Regions from separate parts of the Homo sapiens genome. Here region 2 is linked to region 1. A link is an interaction called in ENCODE POLR2A ChIA-PET data of the cell type or tissue named here. Cell type or tissue: PC-3. All regions are shown on one strand. Links, peaks and the distances in the headings refer to the core of each region. The heading gives the core; the rest is flanking DNA.

What was found. ChIA-PET counts read pairs that join two places held together with the same protein. Peaks named below come from ENCODE experiments on the same cell type or tissue, not always from the same donor. Only the 100,000 strongest peaks of a DNase experiment are listed, where the experiment ranks them.
Region 2: POLR2A ChIA-PET joins it to region 1 with 14 read pairs; 5 of 35 experiments call an interaction of 5 or more read pairs at or near these places.

Annotation. Positions count from the first base shown.
Region 1 is chr14:102,650,375-102,658,374 of GRCh38, forward strand. The region is part of intron 2 of RCOR1 (REST corepressor 1); the gene reads left to right. Among named protein-coding and RNA genes, the nearest start is that of RCOR1, 62 kb to the left of the region's middle. RefSeq lists an enhancer at 2,894-3,393. In PC-3, for the core only: no CTCF peak of the experiment used is centred there; DNase peaks (open chromatin) are centred at 4,097 and 4,987; H3K27ac peaks cover 720 bases.
Region 2 is chr14:102,497,856-102,507,716 of GRCh38, forward strand. It overlaps TECPR2 (tectonin beta-propeller repeat containing 2), which reads left to right. Exons shown (of 20, transcript NM_014844.5): 20 at 248-4,622. The coding sequence ends at 402. ANKRD9 (ankyrin repeat domain 9) reads right to left here. Exons shown (of 4, transcript NM_152326.4): 4 at 3,912-9,861. The coding sequence ends at 9,081. It also overlaps the pseudogene RNU6-244P. Among named protein-coding and RNA genes, the nearest start is that of ANKRD9, 7.0 kb to the right of the region's middle. In PC-3, for the core only: a CTCF peak has its summit at 4,085; a DNase peak (open chromatin) is centred at 5,926; H3K27ac peaks cover 778 bases.

The DNA of each region.
Region 1 (8,000 bases), core at 1-8,000:
TAAATGGATGGATGGGTGGGTGGGTGGGTGGGTGGATGGAGGAATCATAGTGATCAGCAGTGCTTAATGACTGAGATTAGTCTATTCTGAAGTATGTTAATAAAGCTTGAAGGATCAGAGGAAGAGAGTAGGAAAAAAGCACACACATTCTACAAACCTCGCCACATCCACTCAGTTAAAAGACAGAACAGGATTCCCTTGGATGTTGGGAAAGGGAAGTCAGACGTGAAAGTTGTAGACAGGATTAAGCCACTTAATTTTCCTATTAAATGGACTCTAGAGAGTAAGTTCATGCTTCTCATTTTACTGATGGAGAAGCAGTACCACATACTTGGTGAAATTCCTGTGTCTGCAAAACATTGGTTATTCTGCAATTGTTATATATAAAGGGATAAACATTGAAGTTATTGGTCTCTTCCTTCTCATTGGTATTGTGGGTGTTCTTTACCAACTGAGTTAGGAACTGACTTGAGATATTTTAAACTTACGGGACTTGATTTAGAGCACTTACTCTTAGATGTTAAATATTTGGTTTGCTCTTTATTGAATAACTTAATTATCTTATTACTAATAATTCCTGTATTAGACAATGAGACTTAGACTCATAATAGAATACAGGTATCTTAATGAGAATGTTCTCATTTAAAACACTAACTCCTAATTCACTAGCAGCTAATAAAACTAACATTGTTGCACAGTACATTGTTGACTAGTTAGAAGAATTTGACAGTATGTTTGGTGCTGAGACCAGCTCGGTCGGGGAGACCCTAACCCAGCGGCGCTAGAGGAATTAAAGACACACACACACAAATATAGAGGTGTGAAGTGGGAAATCAGGGGTCTCACAGCCTTCAGAGCTGAGTATTGCTATTAATAAAGGGTGTAGAATTTGAAAATAGGCCAGGCGTGGTGGCCCACGCCTGTAATCCCAGCACTTTAGGAGGCCGAGGAAGGCGGATCATGAGGTCAGGAGGTTGAGATGAGCCTGACCAACACAGTGAAACCCCGTCTCTACTAAAAATACAAAAATTAGCTGGGCGTGGTGGCGGGTGCCTGTAATCCCAGCTGCTCAGGAGGTTGAGGCAGGAGAATTGCTTGAACCTGGAAGGCAGAGGTTGCAGTGAGCCGAGATTGCGCCACTGCACTCTAGCCTGGGCAACAGAGTGAGACTCCATCTCAAAAAAAAAAAAGAAAAAGAAAAAAGAATTTGAAAATAGCTTGAGAGACTAGAGAAGAAGTGAACTGATTTATTTTATATTTATGTATCTTATTTTTTGGCTTGTTGACCAGAAGTGAATTGATATGAATAAGCACACTTGCAAAATAAATGGGTTATTTATTTATTTATAGAGACAGGGTCTTGCTTTGTTTCCCAGGCTAGAGTACAGTGGCACCATCATAGCTCACTACTGCTGCTGGCAACTTCTGGGCTCAACGGGTCCTCCTGTCTTGACCTCCCAAAGTGCTGGGATTATAGGCATGAGCCGTCATGCCTGGCCCCCTAATTATTTAGATAGCCCTGTAGACCTGATTTCTTGTGGCTGAAGGTCTCTCAAATTGATTCTCAGTAGGCTTCATAAATAAAAGGGAACTTACACTGGAGGATCTTTATGCTGAATTGGCTTAGAATAAGTAGAAATTGCTAGGAATGTTTTATTTTTGTTTATTTAATTTGCTAAATCTGCTTTAGATATGAGCCTTGTAACTGGATTTCTTAAAAGTGTCCTTATGATTGAATCTATTTGTGGTGTTTGGATTGATTATTTTAAGTTCCTACTATGTACCAGACGTTTGCTACTTGTTTTAACTTGCTGTTTAATCTCTTTGAAGAAGGAACTGTTTCCTCCATTTTTATAGAAGAGAAAATTGAAACTTAAAGAGATTAGAGAACTCTCCTTCAGTCTAGGCAGAGCTGGGATTCCATTTCAGGACTGTTATGCTACACCAAATAAATGCTTGCTGCGTTAAAGAATGACTTAACAGTGAACACCTTAAGTCTTCATTGCCCAGTTACGTGAATGGAAGAAAGGCTGAGCAGTGAATTACAAACACTCTCTCCTCTAGTCTTCTGGCAGTGTTCCTTTACCTAATTCTGTGTCCTCAAACGCCCTGTTTTCTTTAGGTGATTATATTATTTGTTTCTTTTAAGCTTGCCTGTCTGCTTGTTCTTCTGAACAGTTCCCTTCAAATGTTACACCATCCACCCACATCTGTATTTCAGTATTTTATTGTGTCCTTTCATTGAGACTCTAATTTGGGTGAAAATTCTCCAAACTACATTTCTTTTTAGCATATTCTATTTTTGTCACCTAGAATCAGCCTCCCAGCTGACTTTTTCCCATAGATACGTAACAACCACCTGCTTTAACATTTTCTATCTTCCACTTAACAAAAATATTACTGTTGATAAATAATGAATACTTAGCATGTATAACTGTGCAAATAAAATGGGAGGAATGTGTATCGGGAAGATTTGAGGGGAGTGTGGATAAAAAACTGTTTGAAAATACCAGCTGTTGAATTTTATAGTGTTACTCTTTTTATTTTTATTTTTTAGTTTTATTATTACTATTTTTTGAGATGGAGTTTCGCTTTGTCGCCAGGCTGGAGTGCAGTGACGTGATCTTGGCTCACTGCAACCTCTATCTCCTGGGTTCAAGCGATTCTCCTGCCTCAGCCTCCCGAGTAGCTGGAACTAGAGGCGCGCGCCAGCCAATTTTTGTATTTTTAGTAGAGACAGGGTTTCACCATGTTGGCAAGGATGATCTCGATCTCTTGACCTCATGATCTTCCTGCCTCGGCCTCCCAAAGTGCTGGGATTACAGGCGTGAGCTACTGCACCCAGCCTATTATTATTTTTTAATTGAGACTTGTCTTACTTTCACCCAGGCTGGAGTGTAGTGGTGCAATCTTGCCTCACTGGAGCCTCCGCCTCCTGGGCTCAATCGATCCTCCCACCTCAGCCTCCTGAGTAGCTGGGACCACAGGCACTCGCTACCGTGCCCAGCTAATTTTTTCTATTTTTGGTAGAGACAGGGTTTTGCCACGTTGTCCAGGCTGGCCTCGGCTTCCCAAAGCGTTGGGATTACAGGCATGAGCCACCACGTGCAGCCTATAGTGTTATTCTTTAGTAGTTCCTAAAAGGCTTGTGTTAGATGTTTATAGCTGATAGTTGTGGTTTGAATCTGTGTCCCCAGCCAAATCTTGTGTCGAATTGTCATCCCCAGTGTTGGAGGTGGGGGCCCATGATTGGATCATGGGGGTGGATATCCCCCTTGGTGCTATTTTCATGATAGTGAGTGAGCTCTCGGGCGATCGGGTCGTCTAAAAGTGTGTAGCACCTCCCTCTTGTCTCTCTTGCTCCTCCTCTGGCCATGTTATATGTGCTTGCTTTCCCTTTGCCTTCCACCATGATTATAAGTTTACTGAGGCCTCCCTAGAAGCTGAGCAGATGCCAGCATCATGCTTCCTGTACAGCCTGCAGAACCTTGAGCCATTGAAACCTCTTCTCTTTATAAATTACCTAGTCTCATCTCAGGTATTTCCTTCTTTCTTTCTTTCTTTCTTTCTTTCTTTCTTTCTTTCTTTCTTTCTTTCTTTCTTTCTTTCTTTTTTTTTTTTTTTTTTTTGAGACGGAGTCTGGCTCTGTCGCCCAGGCCGGAGTGCAGTGGTGCGATCTCCACTCACTGCAAGCTCTGCCTCCCGGGTTCACGCCATTCTCCTGCCTCAGCCTCCCGAGTAGCTGGGACTACAGGTGCCTGCCACCACGCCTGGCTAATTTTTTGTATTTTTAGTAGAGACAGGGTTTCACCGTGTTAGCCAGGATGGTTTCGAACTCCTGACCTCAGGTGATCTGCCCGCCTCAGCCTCCCAAAGTGTCGGGATTACAGGTCTGAGCCATTGCGCCCGGCCAGGTATTTTTTTATAGCAGTGTGAGAACAGACTAATACAATAGCCATCATGTAAAATACAGTTTCCATTTTGAGCCAGGCACTTGGGTAAAAATGAAGAGTAGGTAAAAGACAAGATGTAGTTCTAATTTGAGCTTGTCATTTAGTATTTGAGTAATGCCGCATAATGGCTGTGGGTTTCCGATGACACACACCTTTTCATGATGTGGGTGGCCTAGGGAGTAGTGTGTTTGTTGGAACCACAGTTCTCTGCAGAGGGAATATGATTAAGTCTGATCTTTGTAATTTAGAATTAATGAGGCCAGGCGCACTAGCTGACACCTGTAATACCAGCACTTTGAGAGGCGAAGATGGGGAGGATCACTTGAGCCTGAGTTTGAGACCAGCCTGGGCAAGATAGTGAGAACCTGTCTCTACAAGAAAATAAAGAAAAAAATTTTTAAAAAAAGAAAAAAAATATAGAATTGGTATCTTGGCCACACCTCTTTCCCTGTGGTTGAGTTTTTTTTTTTTTTTTTTTTCCTGTTCTTTTCCTTTTTTTTTGAGACAAGATCTCTTCGTCACCTAGGCTGGAGTGCAGTGACATGATCAAGGCTTGCTGCAGTGTCAGTCTCCTGGGCTTAAAGGATCCTCCTGTCTCAGTCTCCCAAGTAGCTGGGACTGGAGGTAGGTGACACTAGCCTGGCTCACTTTAAAAACATTTTTTGTAGAGATAAGGTCTTGCCATGTTGCCCAGGGTGGTCTCAAACTCCTGGCCTCAAGCCATCCTCCCTCCTCAGCCTCCCAAAGTGCTGGGGTCTCTGGCATTCACCACCGCGGACAACCTTTTTTTTTTTTTTTTTTTTTTTTTAAGCTAAATTTTGTTGAATATTTGGATAGGCAATACAGGCATATGGTACAAAATTAAAAGATGCAAAAGGGTTATGCACAAGAGAAGTACATTTCTTAGGCATTCCTGGCCTTCCATTTTCCCTTCCTGGAGGCAGTTTTCTGATTTATTTTCTACAAGGATTCTGTTTAAATACTGGAGAATATCTGACCTGTTGTACTTTACTTTAGAATGGCAGGAAGCTGAATGACTCATGGGCATTTTTCCCTTTGTGAAGCTCATTGACATTCCTTCCTCTCAATACCTTAACTATGGCATGTTTTATAATTTGCTTTTGTTTTTGCTTTATCACAGTATTTTCCTATGTTTTTTATAGTCTTAATTTTTAAGCACTGCTTTAGGTATCTATTAATAGTTCAGAAAGTTGCGAAGATTACAAGCTCATATTTGTGAAAGTGTCTGGCACATAATAGGTGATCAATAAATATTTCCTTCTAGCTTGTCTGTCCCCTATCTCCCACTGGTTGTATGTATGAAACAAAAAAATGAAGGAGAAGGCTGAGCATAGTGGCTCATACCTGTAATCCTAGCACTTTGGGAGGCTGAGGCGAGCGAATTGCCTGAGGTCAGGAGTTAAAGACCAGCCTGGCCAACATGGTGAAACCCCGTCTCTACTAAAAATACAAAAATTAGCCGGGTGTGGTCACAGGCGTCTGTAATCCCAGCTACTCAGGAGGCTGAGGCAAGAGAATTCCTTGAACCTGGGAGGTGGAGGTTGCGGTCAGTCGAGATCGCGCCACTGCACTCCAGCCTGGGCAACAGAGTGAGACTTTTTGTCACACACACACACACACACACACACACACACACACACGTGAAATAAACCTATGAACCAACTAATGCAGTGGATTCCAAAATTAAGATTAAGCTTGTGTAAGTTGTAATGTTTCTTGATGTACCCATTTATTTGAGTGGAAACAGATTCTTTTCATTCTTTGAAATCACTTTGCTGAGATTTTTTTATTTTTTTTATTTTTTTTTTGGAGACAGAGTCTCGCTGTGTCGCCCAGACTGGAGTGCAGTGGTGTGATCTAGGCTCACTGCAACCTCCACCTCCCGGGTTCAAGCGATTCTCCTGCCTCAGCCTCCTGAGTAGCTAGGATTATAGGCATGTGCCACCACACTCAGCTAATTTTTGTATTTCAGTAGAGGTAGGGTTTCACCATGTAGGCCAGGCTGGTCTCAAACTCCTGACCTCAAGCGATCCGCCTGCTCAGCCTCCCTGAGTATTGGGATTATAGGTGTGAGCCACGGTGTCCCGCCAAGCTGAGACATTTTTAAGAAAATGTTTCTGTTTTTTTGTTTATTTGTTTGTTTTGAGATGGAGTCTCACTCTGTCACCCAGGCTGGAGTGCAGTGGTGCCATCACTGCAACCTCTGCCTCCTGGGTTCAAGCAATTCTCCTGTTCCAGCCTCCTAGGTAACTGGGACTGCAGGCTTGCCACCATATACCTGGCTGATTTTTTGTATTTTTAGTAGAGATGGGGTTTTACCATGTTGGCCAGGCTGGTCTTGAACTTCTGACTCAAGCGATCTACCCACCTCAGCCTCCCAAAGTGCTGGGATTACTCCCACAGCACCTGCTCAGAAAAGGTTTCTTTTCTTTTCTTTTTTTTTTTGAGATCAGGTCTCACTCTGTCGCCCAGGGTGTAGTGCAGTCGCGCAATCTCAGCTCACTGCAACCTCCGCCTTCCAGGTTCAGGTGATTCTCTTGCCTCAGCCTCCCAAGCAGGTGGGATTTCAGGCATACACCACCATGCATGGCTCATTTTTGTATTTTTAGTAGAGAGGGGTTTCACCATGTTGGCCAGGATGGTCGCGAACTCCTGACCTCATGTGATCCACCCGCATCAGCCTCCCAAAGTGCTGGGATTATAAGCGTGAATCACTGCACCTGGCTAGAAACATCTTCTAAAGCCTAATCTTTTTTTTTTTTCCTTATATAATTTAGGTTGACTATGTAAACCCAAAACACATAGGGTAGAAACTCGTGAAAAATATTTTTGAGGATATCTTTGCAAAGTGTTGTGCCTCACGGTGCTGGATATGGATGTGTGCTTAGTGTCAGTGCATAGATTTAGGATTTCCCACCTGTATGTATGCTTTTGGTGAGTCCTTTTAGGCGATATGTCCTCATGTTCAAGGAGTAATGGCATACTGGTTCATTTAAACCCATGTTTTAATCCTAATTTAAGACCGATTTACTTCTTCTTGGAGCTAATTTCTTAACTTTTCTGATGATGTTTTTGTTGCTTAAGTTAAGACTAATATAACACAGAAGTCTTACTCATCCTTTTTGATATTAGAGATTTTGGTTTATTAATCTAGTGGAATTTTAAATATCATTTTACATGTTTACTCTCAAGATCTGATGATTGACTGACTGGGTGCAGTGGATCACACCTGTAATCTCAGCACTTTGGGAGGCCAAGGCGGGCAGATCACTTGAGGTCAGGAGTTCGAGACCAGCCTGGCTAACATGGTGAAACCCTGTCTGTAGTAAAAATACAAAAATTAGCCGGACTTGGTGGTGCGTGCCTGTAATCCCAGCTACTGGGGAGACAGAGGTGAGAGAATCACTTGAACCCCAGAGGCGGAGGTTGCAGTGAGCCTAGATCACTCCATTGCACTCCAGCCTGGGCGACAGAGTGAGACTCCGTCTCAAAAAAAAAAAAAAAAAAAAAGAAGATTGAATTAAGGGCAAACTTGGAACAGGCCAGTTTCCCATTATATTGCCTCTCTGAAACAAGTGAAAGAGTTTTCTTTATGAGGGGTGTTCTTTTTAATTTAATTTAATTAATTTTTATTTATTTATTTTGAGACAGAGTCTTGCTCTGTTGCCCAGGCTGGAGTGCAGTGGCATGATCTCGGCTCACTGTAACCTCTGCCTCCCAGGTTCAGGTGATTCTCCTGCCTCAGCCTCCCAAGTAATTGGGATTACAGATGCCCACCGCCACACCCAGCTAATTTTTGTATTTTTAGTGGAGACGGGGTTTCACCATATTGGTGAGGCTGGTCTTGACCTCTGAACCTCAGATGATCTACCCACCTCGGCTTCCCAAAGTGTTGGGGTTACAGGTGTGAGCCACTGTGCTGGGCCTTCTTTTTAAAAAAGGTTTTTCTGGCCAGGTGCGGTGGCTTTAATCCATATGTGTGAGACCAGGCACGGTGGCTCATGCCTGTAATCCCAGCACTTTGGG
Region 2 (9,861 bases), core at 992-8,991, 150 kb before region 1:
AGTGTGTCCCAGGGAGGGAAGGGGCTGGACACCTGGGCTCTGCCAGAGTCTCCTGGGCAAGGACAAGGTGCTGTTGACATCCACTTACAGCTGAGGGTACGAAGTTCACATGGAGATGGTGGCTTGTCCAGTGTCCCCCACCTAGAATGTGGCAAGCCCAGACCTGCGCCCAAGCTCCCAGCTCCATCTGTGCCCACCCCACAGGCTGTGTGATTGACAAGTATGTGATTGGCTCTTGTCCCTGCAGTGACTGCGTCAGATGAGCTGTGGGCTGTGGGCCCGCCCGGCTACCTCCTCCAACGGCTGACAAAGACGTTCAGCCACTCGCACGGCACCCAGAAGAGCAGCCAGGCCGCCATGCCCCACCCTGAGGACCTGGAGGACGAGTGGGAGGTCATCTGAAGGAGCCCTGGCCGAGTCACGCGGAGGGGCCCGGCGTCTGTGGCGGGCACAGGGGCTTCAGAGTGACTCCCTGGTGGACGCGCTGCCTCAACACTTGTCCAGACACCTCTGGCCAGGTTGGACCCGCACACTTACTTTCATCTATGTTGGTTTCTGTCTCGTTCCAGAACCCACAGCCTCCACCCGTGGCTGGCGTGATTGCTGCAGCAGTGGCGCCTCCTAGCTCAGGACAGTGGCGACTGCCCGGCTGCATGCACTCCGATTACCCACGTGCTGCCGTCCTGGTCTCATCCACAGATAGCTCCAGCTTTTGTTGGTGGGAGTGGTCTCCGGAGGCCTCCCAGAACCAAGGGTAGCCGGGCAGCTGGTTTGGCCCAGGGCCTCCTTCCACATTAGTAGCCCCAGGGCCAGATGGAGCCAAAGGTCAGCTCTCTGCAGCGCGGGATGTGCTCGGTGATGGCTTTGTCCCATCATAGGGGGGTGTCCCCCCAGAGACAAAGCTGCAGAGCACATTCCATGCCAGACGCTCTGGCCAGGAAGCTGAGGCCGGGCTTGAGAGGAGAGCGCTGGCCATGCCAGGAGAGAACCCACGCACATGCACACCACAACACACAACACACCTCACCTCACACCACAGCACACCTCACCACACCACACCGCACTGCACCATACCTCACCACATCTCACCACACCACAGCACACCTCACCACACAACACACCACACCCCACACCGCACTGCACCGCACCGCACCGCACCGTACCTCGCCACATCTCACCACACCACACCACACCACACCTCACTGCCCACACACGGCGCAGGCTGCCCGCCTCCTGGAGAGCACACTTCAGCTGAAACAGTAAAGCCTGATGGGTGCAAATGGAACCTGGATGTGTGCACGTGTGTCCCAGGTAGGGACGGCACAGGAGGGTGCATGGGGCGTGGGGGAGCTGAGCAAGGGTCGCTCACTTAGAAATGTCTTTGGAATGGTGTTTAACTAATGCTGCTGGCGGACATCCTAAAACCAGATGCATCCTCAGAGGACGAGTCTACTAATTATTGCCTTTGTTGTTGTATTACAAATCTGCATAAAATACCTCATTTCAAATCAAATCTTACAAATTTAGAAGAGAGATATGTTTTCCGAAAACAGTGGAAGCCCTTTGTTCCTTCCCGGGTTTGTCCTGAGCCTGCACTGTCCTCGCCTGCAGCCTCAGAGGGGCAGGCATCCCCGCACAGACTTGACTGGCAGGGCGGTCACGGGACCTGCGGGCTGGCTCCGAGTGGCAGCCCATGCCTTCTGCGGGGTATGGGTTGACACTTGACAGGTTGAAACCAGTGCCTCTATGGACGGCTGCTGTGGCCCCTTCAGACAATGGGCAGTGCCCACCCCGCCCACTGGCATCTGCGTGTGAGGGCTAGGCCGCCCTGCCACACATCCCGCCCCCTCCCGGAGGCAGCTTCAGGACAGGACACCAGGCTGGCTGCTTTTTTTAGCCTGCCCCTGGCCCAGGCCCAGTCCTTGGTGTCAGGGAGCCCCCAGGCCGCAGGTGGAGGGTGATAAAATATGTTCTCTGACAGGACCCAGCCAGCCACATAGGTGGAGGTTTTCCATGTCCAAATGAGGTCAAGATGCCGAAATCCCAGATCTGACTTCACACTTCCCTTTTCTAGAACCTTTTGTAAAAGTTGGTGGCAGCAGAGGCAGCCCCAGGCCGGGCTGCATCTCTCTGTGTCTGTTGTGCCTTGCCCGGCGCCTCACGGATGGCAAAGCTCTCCTCACCCATGGGACTGTAGTGCAATTAAACCCGCGTCTAGGTGATGCTTTTAAAGTTGTAGCTTCGTGCTTTGTACAGTTTTCTTTCTGGTTTTAATTTTTAGTTGTGCTTTGAGTCAGTGCAATAAACTAGACTTTTTCCAAACCTGGCCGAGTGTGGTGCCTGAGCTGTGAGAAGTGTCCTCAGCCGACACTCACGAGGGCAGTGCAAGGGAGAACCTGCCAGCCCAGCCCCACCACAGGGAGAGTGCGTCAGCAGACCTGTCCTGGCCTGGCTGGTGTTGAAATACACACCGGTTTGCCCAAGTGGCTGTTATGGGGGAATGGCCGCTCCAGAGCTGGCTGTACCCCATGGTAGCCTCTGAGGAGGACGCTGTGGGGTGAGGTCCAGGGCTGCCTCCTCATGGAGCTGTGTGTGAGCAGGCGTTGGAGGGGTTCGAGCCCCTGGTTCTGTATCTTCAGCCAGCAAACGAAACCATATCGCAAACCAGAGCTGCTGGAAACCAGCACACGCAAAAGATGACGCCCAGCACAGCAGCAGGACACACCATGTGCCAGGAAATGACCTCAGCAAGAAACCTCAGGCCGTGTGAAGAGCAGCAAAGCTTTCCAGAAGGCATAAAAGGAAACTTGAATAAAGGAAGATATGTTCCACATTCCTGGATGGAGGACTACACACATTATGGAAAGACCTCATTCTTTCCAAAGGAATTTATAGGTGTAGCTTGATTTCAGTTCAAATCCCCACTGGGATTGTTTTGTTGGGGCAGGCAGGGAGGAATAATGTTAGTACCCACAAATGCCCATGACTGTGCCCAATGTGCTTCTCACCAGAGCCCTGCAAGGGGAAGTCTCATTAGCCCCTTGAGACTCAGAGAGGTTAGGTAACTTGCTCAAGGTCACACAGCACTGGGACTGGAAGCCAGCTCTGTAGAACTGCAGACCTGTGCTGTTTGATGCCTCCTCACTGTCCCGTCACTCCTGGGAAGAAGAAACGGGTGAGAACTGCTAAGTGATGACAGGTGGAGCCCCAGCAGGGGCCACTCTATTGAATGGCATGGCCCAGACCCTCGGAGGGCCAGGCAACAGGCTAGCAAGGCCCACAGGGAGGGAGCAGAATGGAGAGGGCATCTCAGATGCGCTTAAGGAGCGGCGGGGGCGGGGCATGGGGGGTGTCACAACTAATGTGGCCACTGCTTCATTCTCTGGGCAAAATAATATTAAATGGATTAAAGAATCTAAAACCAGTGGGAAAACTGTCTGATTTCTGGATGGCAAAGGCTTTCTAAACTCAAAAGTGATAGGACAAGCTACAGAGGAAAATAAGTACATAGATTTGATTTCTCCAAAATACAGAAATGCTGCTGGGCACAGTGATGTGCAGTTATAGTCCCAGCTACTTGGGAGGCCAAGGCAGGAGGATTACTTGAGCCCAGGAGTTTGAGGCTGCAATGAACTATGATCACACCACTGCACTCCAGCCTCGGCGACAGAGCAAGACCTTGTTTCTCAAAAATAAATAAATAGAAGGAAATAAATGTAAAAATGCTGCAAATTAAAAACCTCAAAGAAGGGAAATAATTGCAACAAATGGGAATTGATGTTGAATATTTACCTTAAAAACCTATACAACAATAAGAGGAGTGCGCCCTTCAGCAGCATGTATACAAAAATTGCAACGATACAGAGATTAGCATGGCCCCTGCACAAGGATGACTCGCAAATTCATAAAGCTTTCCATAAATATATTTATTAAAAACCAATAGGAGGAGCACTTCGAGTCGAGTGTAAGGGCCCTTCACAAAAGCAGAAGGAACACTGGCCCAAACCCCCAGCACCCCGGAAGCAGAGGTGAGATGGGAGCAGCTTGGGAGCCCCCCATTGGCGCCGCCCTACTGGGGAAGCCGGTCCGTACGTAGGCCTTGCATCTCGCCACCTCCACTTCTGTCCTCAAGAACAAGTCCTAGGTCAAGGGAAACAGCACAGCCTGTTTATAATTAGGAAACACTTAAAACAGCCTGGCATTTGGGAACAGCCATGTTAACGTGAGCAAATTCCTCTCATGAAATAGCCTGCAGCTATTAAGAAGCACGTGTGTGCAGGAAGCGGAGGCGCAGGACCTCACCGCGCCAGCGTGAAGTTCCCGGGCATGGTCATGAAAGCGTGGTTCTGTAAGAAATCAGAGGGAGAAAGGGAGAGAAGGGGGAGGGAGACAACCCAAACGTTGGAGGGTATTTGTTGTAAACTTCAAACTTTTGGCAGGTTTGAAATTTTTCATAACTCCGGGGAGGAGCAAGAGGGGTGAAAAGAAACAAGTTCTCTACTTGTGATCAGCAGCTGGTCATAGTGGTTGCCTGGAGTATATGCCTTTTTGTATCCTTTGAATTTCCAGCCATGTAAATGTATTATTTATTCCAAAAATAAAGCAGATTTACATTTTAAAAATTCAGTTGTCTCTAACTACTCTTTGTTATCAAGGCTGGTTGAGTCAAATATCACAAAGTAGACACCAATGACTTCTTAAAAATCATATTTACAAAGTACAATGGGGGAAATGCTTATACTACATTAAGGTTAAAAAAATACTAAATTGTGTAACTGATCTGGTTTCATATATATATAAATATACACAGAAAAAAATGTAATATATATCTGCACAGAAAAAAGCTGAAAGAAACATATGCCAGAATGCTAGCAGTGCTTGTATGCGTGCAGATGACGCACTCAGTCAGCGCCTTTACTTGTACGTGAGCGCTTAGGGGCCCTGTCTCTGGGGACCATGTGGGGCGGTGGGGCGCTTGAGACAGTGTTTCCCTGCATCGTGGCCGGACCTCTCTACTCAATCCCCAGTGTTCTACAGTGAACATGAATTTTATAAGCAGAAAGAAATTACTTTTAAGAGCCAGGCGCAGTGGCTCACACTTGTAACCCCAGCACTTTGGGAGGCTGAGGCGGGCGGATCACAAGGTCAGGAGTTCGAGACCTGCCTGGCCAACATGCTGAAACCCAGTCTCTACTACAAATACAAAAATTAGCCGGGCGTGGTGGCCAGCGCCTGTAATCCCAGCTACTCCAGAGGCTGAGGCAGGAGAATCGCTTGAACCCAGGAGGCGGAAGTTACAGTGAGCTGAGACCACACCATTGCACTCCAGTCTGGATGACAGAGCAAGACTACATCTCAAATAAATAAATAAATACATAAATAAATAAATTACTTTTAAGAATCACCAATAGAAATCTGTCTTTCCATCTTTTTTTTTTTTTTTTTTGAGATGGAGTCTTGCTCTGTCGCCCAGGCTGGAGTGCAATGGCGCAATCTTGGCTCACTGCAACCTCCGCCTCCTGGGTTCAAGCAATTCTCCTGCCTCAGCCTCCTGAGTAGCTGGGAGTACAGGTGCCTGCCACCACGCCTGGCTAATTTTTTTATTTTTAGTAGAGACGGGGTTTCATCATGTTGGTCAGGCTGGTCTCGAACTCCTGACCTCATGATCCACCCACCTTGGCCTCCCAAAGTGCTGGGATTACAGGTGTGAGCCACCGCGCCCAGCCTTTCCTTCCATCTTGATTGCAGTGGTGATTACACACATGTAGACATTCATCAGAACTCATCAAAGTATACACTTAAGTCTGTGCATTTTATTACATGTAAGTAACACCTCAATCTGAAAAGTATCAGGGCAACACCACACACTGCAGAGGGGCAGGGCTCCTCCGGCAGTTACTCACTTCCCTTGAAACAGAAGCTCAAACATGGAGTAGTCTTCTGTGACTAAACTTGTTTTCCGCCCTCCCAACTTCCAGGAAGAACCTTCTTCTGAATAGGATTTGAGGTAACTTAGGAAACTGCTCTCAATACGGAATTTTAAAGTTGGTGAGGAAGTCGACAGAAGGGGAAGTCACAGTAGGAAAATCAAGGTACTATCAGGATGAAGTCAGCACGCAGAGCAAGGCCAGCGAGGCCCAGGCGCCAGGCCTTGGTCCCTGCCCACCTCACCCAGGCCAGCCAGACAGCACGGACTGCCCTACAAGGTCACCTCAGAGAGATGGGGGTGTTCTCTCACTGCTGGCTTTTGATGAGCCCAGGAGGGCTCAGCCTTCACTATCCTCCCTAACAGGCATTTGGGGTGCAGAGATGCTGACGCCTGAATAAGGTTGGGATTCGGGGCCCTTGGGAACACTGGGCACCTGGTGGGTGGGTGGAGGGGCAGGACCGGCTGCAGCCATGTTTCCCTTAGAAACAGACTGCTGGAATTAACGAACTAAACAAATGAACCAAGGTGCTTCACCCCCCAAAAAAGTGAGTTTTGTTCTGCGTGGAGCGATTGCCTTTGGGAAGCCACCAAGGCCACCTGCCAACAGGCAAATGCTGTGCTGCCGTCTGCCTGGCTGACTCCGGCCCTCCCAGTCCTGCAAGCTCATGGCCAGGACGATAACGATGACAGGGGCAACACCATGGTCCTCGCTGCCCTTCCTGGGGCAGGAGGGCCCAGAAGACTGATAAGCTAAACCCAGGGCCTCCCTCGGCTGCTTATCTGCCCAGCACCTTTCCTCTAGGTCCTCTCCTCCCACCAGTACAGGGGTCTGGGAGGGGGTTGCAGGGGGTCCTGAACCACAGATCCCTGGAGACTCAGTGGGAGCAGCTGTACTAGGAATCAGGCACCACTCCGCTGCTGTAAGTCTTCGTGAGAGCCACTGGCCAGCTTCCTCTGACTTCCCTGTCCCCTCACCCAAATCGATGACATCAGGAGCTAATGGCCCAGGCTGCCCTCCTGCTGCAGTGCCCATAATTCTTCCGGCAGGCCCCGCCCTGCACTCCACGACCAGCCTGGGTTCTTCATCCTGGTAACCTGACAATGGATTTCGTGGGGCCCACTCTCAGTGCCCGCCAGCCTGTGTCCTGCCTGGCCAGGCAATGAGTACCGGCGGCAGGCAGCTGCCTCACCCCTGCATGACCCCCCCAGCCCAGGGGACTCAATGGCGCTGTCATCAAAGGGGCAGCTGTAGATCTAGGAGGGACGTGGAGGGGGCTAGCCCTGGGCCTCTGGCATTGTGGAGGCTGACCTATAGAGAACAGAGCTGGAGCTGGGGAGACATGAAGTCTGCACATCTAGACCCCAGTGAGGAGCCCAGGCTTTCTAGGCACAAGCCCCATGGGCTCCCCGGGCCCAGCCCCTAAGAACCACGGCAGCTGCGCCAGGCCACTCCTGTCTCCACTTCCATACCCTCCAAAGGAGAGGCACCTCCCCCCCCCATGGCATCTCCAATCTGAGGACCTGCCACCTCCCAGAGGACCGGAGGCCCTGATGCCCCAAGAATTGGGCTTGGAAAGATGTTAATATCCACTGCCCCAAGTGCCAAGGTTCAGAGGCACTGGTCCAGGACACACAGCAGCGGGGAAGTGGAACCCTCACTCCAGCCTGCAGTCTGGGCTCTGTCACTGTGCTGTCTCTCCATCCTTCCCTCCCCACAACCAGGGCTGTAGGCCCACCTAACACACCACACACTTCCCAGAAACAGGAGTCACATCCTTTTCAGGGCTGGTAGGGTGGCTGAAGATGGCCCAAAACCTCCTGAATGGAAAAACCTTGATGGGGAGACTGAGGGCCAAGGCAGAGGTTTGTCCAAGGTCACCCCCAGAGTGGCGGATCCAGGACCCTGGGCAAGATCTTCCTACTGTCCAGGCCTCTCCCCCACCTCTCTTGTGTGGCCCAGCACCCTGGACTCCTCCATGCCCAGGTGTGCTCCCCCCAGGCACGCTGGGGGCAGGGTGGGCAGCAGGTGCCCCCCACCAGGATAGTGGTTCTTCCTCCTGCAGACCTTCAGCCCTCTGCTCCTGGCAGGACACTGTGGCCCTCCTGCCCACGTTGGTGCGGGTTGAATTTGACGGCCCAGCAGAATTCCCAGGCAGGGCAGCCTGGCTATCCTCCCTGGTGTCTCGGCTCTGAGAGCGGAGACCCAGCCTCCCAGCCTGGAGTTGTGGTGAATTCGCAAACAAGTCTCCATCTCCAGAACCTTCCTGAAGAAAACAGCTCTCCAGGCTGGGGCAAGAAGCCTGTCCCTACAGTGATACAACCACCCCTCAATAACCCCGGGCACCACCTGGCACCCACTGGGGGCCACCAGGGAGCCCACCAAGCCCACTCCGGGCTTGGACAGAGGGCAGGCCTGGAGGAAGGCACATCCAACCCCACTGACCGGCATGCACCTGGGGCCAGGGGCCTGCTGCCACTGCAGAGGTGAGAAGCAGGAGCAGCAAGACCTGGTGCCCATTAGTCATGGGGGAAAAGCAAAAGGGGGAGACAGGGACAAATCCAGGCCTGGGTGGGCTGCCTGTCAGGGGGAGTGATATCCAAGGAGGAACTGGTGGTCAGAGTGGGGTGGGGGATACCCGGTACAATTTGTTCATGCCTCAACACCAGCCACCGCGGGCCTGCCAGCCCTGTGTGCCCTCCCTGGCCCGGAGTCCACAGGGTGCAAAAGGCTGACCGCACAGGACCTCCCGTGAGAACCCTACGCTGCAGAGCTCGTTCTCTTGGCTTCCAGGCCTTTTTATACGCTGTCCTGCTGCTTGGACATGCCAGTCCCCACCCCTGCACCTACCGAGCTCCTGCGGCACTCAGCTGTCACCCATCTGGGACGCACACCTGTCCGAGGCTCTAGATCAAGGTGGGAGGTTAGTCCTCACTCCCTTCAGGGGCTGGACAGCGAGCTGAAGGCCCGAGCCCAGCTGCACCCAGAAAACCTGCCACTTGGAACTCACCTGACCATCCAAGCCCAGCCCCCAGTGCATGCGACAGATGAGGCAGAGATTGTGCCGTACAGAGATCAATATATATAAAGTGCCGGTACAACGCTCTGAAAAATAGTTTTGTCCCAAAATCCAGCGCCTAGGGTGCTCCGGGCCTAGCCTTTGCCAGTGAGGTCCAACGGCTGCAGGAATGGGGGCAGCGGCAGCTCGTCCAGGGCCTCGGGGAAGCGGCCTGGAGAGATGGCGGTGACCAGCACCTGCATGGCGCGCGCGAAGAGCGAGGGCGGCGCCAGGCCCGCCAGCCACTGGAACTTGTCCTCACCCAGCAGCCGCTGCCAGCGCGGCCGGTCGCCCAGCAGCTCCTGGCGGGCCGAGCCGGCGGCACCCACGGGGGTGTACAGCGCCAGGAGGTCCAGCAGCAGCAGGCGGCGCTGGCGCGGCTCCCCGGGAGCTGAGGCGGGGGCTCCGGCGGCGGAGGGAGTGGCCCCGGCGTCGCGGCCCAGCTGGCGCAGCAGCAGCTCGAGAGGCGTGAGGCCGCCGCCGTCCCGCAGACCGGGCGAGGCGCCGTGGCCCAGCAGCAGGAAGAGGCACTCGGGGCGCGCCAGCTCACAGGCCACGTGCAGCGACGTGCCACCGCCCTCCACGCGGCTGCAGCCACGCCGGTCCAGCACGCGCGCCCGCTCCTCGGCCGGGAAGTCGCGCAAGGTGCGCAGGATGCGGCGCAGAATGCCCACGCGGTTGTAGCGCACTGCCAGCGCCACGTGCGGCCCGGGAGCCGCGCAGCAGCGGAAGCCGGCACTGGGCGGTGCGAGCGCGCGCCGCGGGAACGTGGCCAGCAGGTAATGCGCGTACGCTTGGTGGTCGTGCACGAGCGCGTAGAGCAGCGCCTCAGAGGGCGAGTAGGCGGCGGCGCGCCCGCGCTCGTCCCAGTGGAAG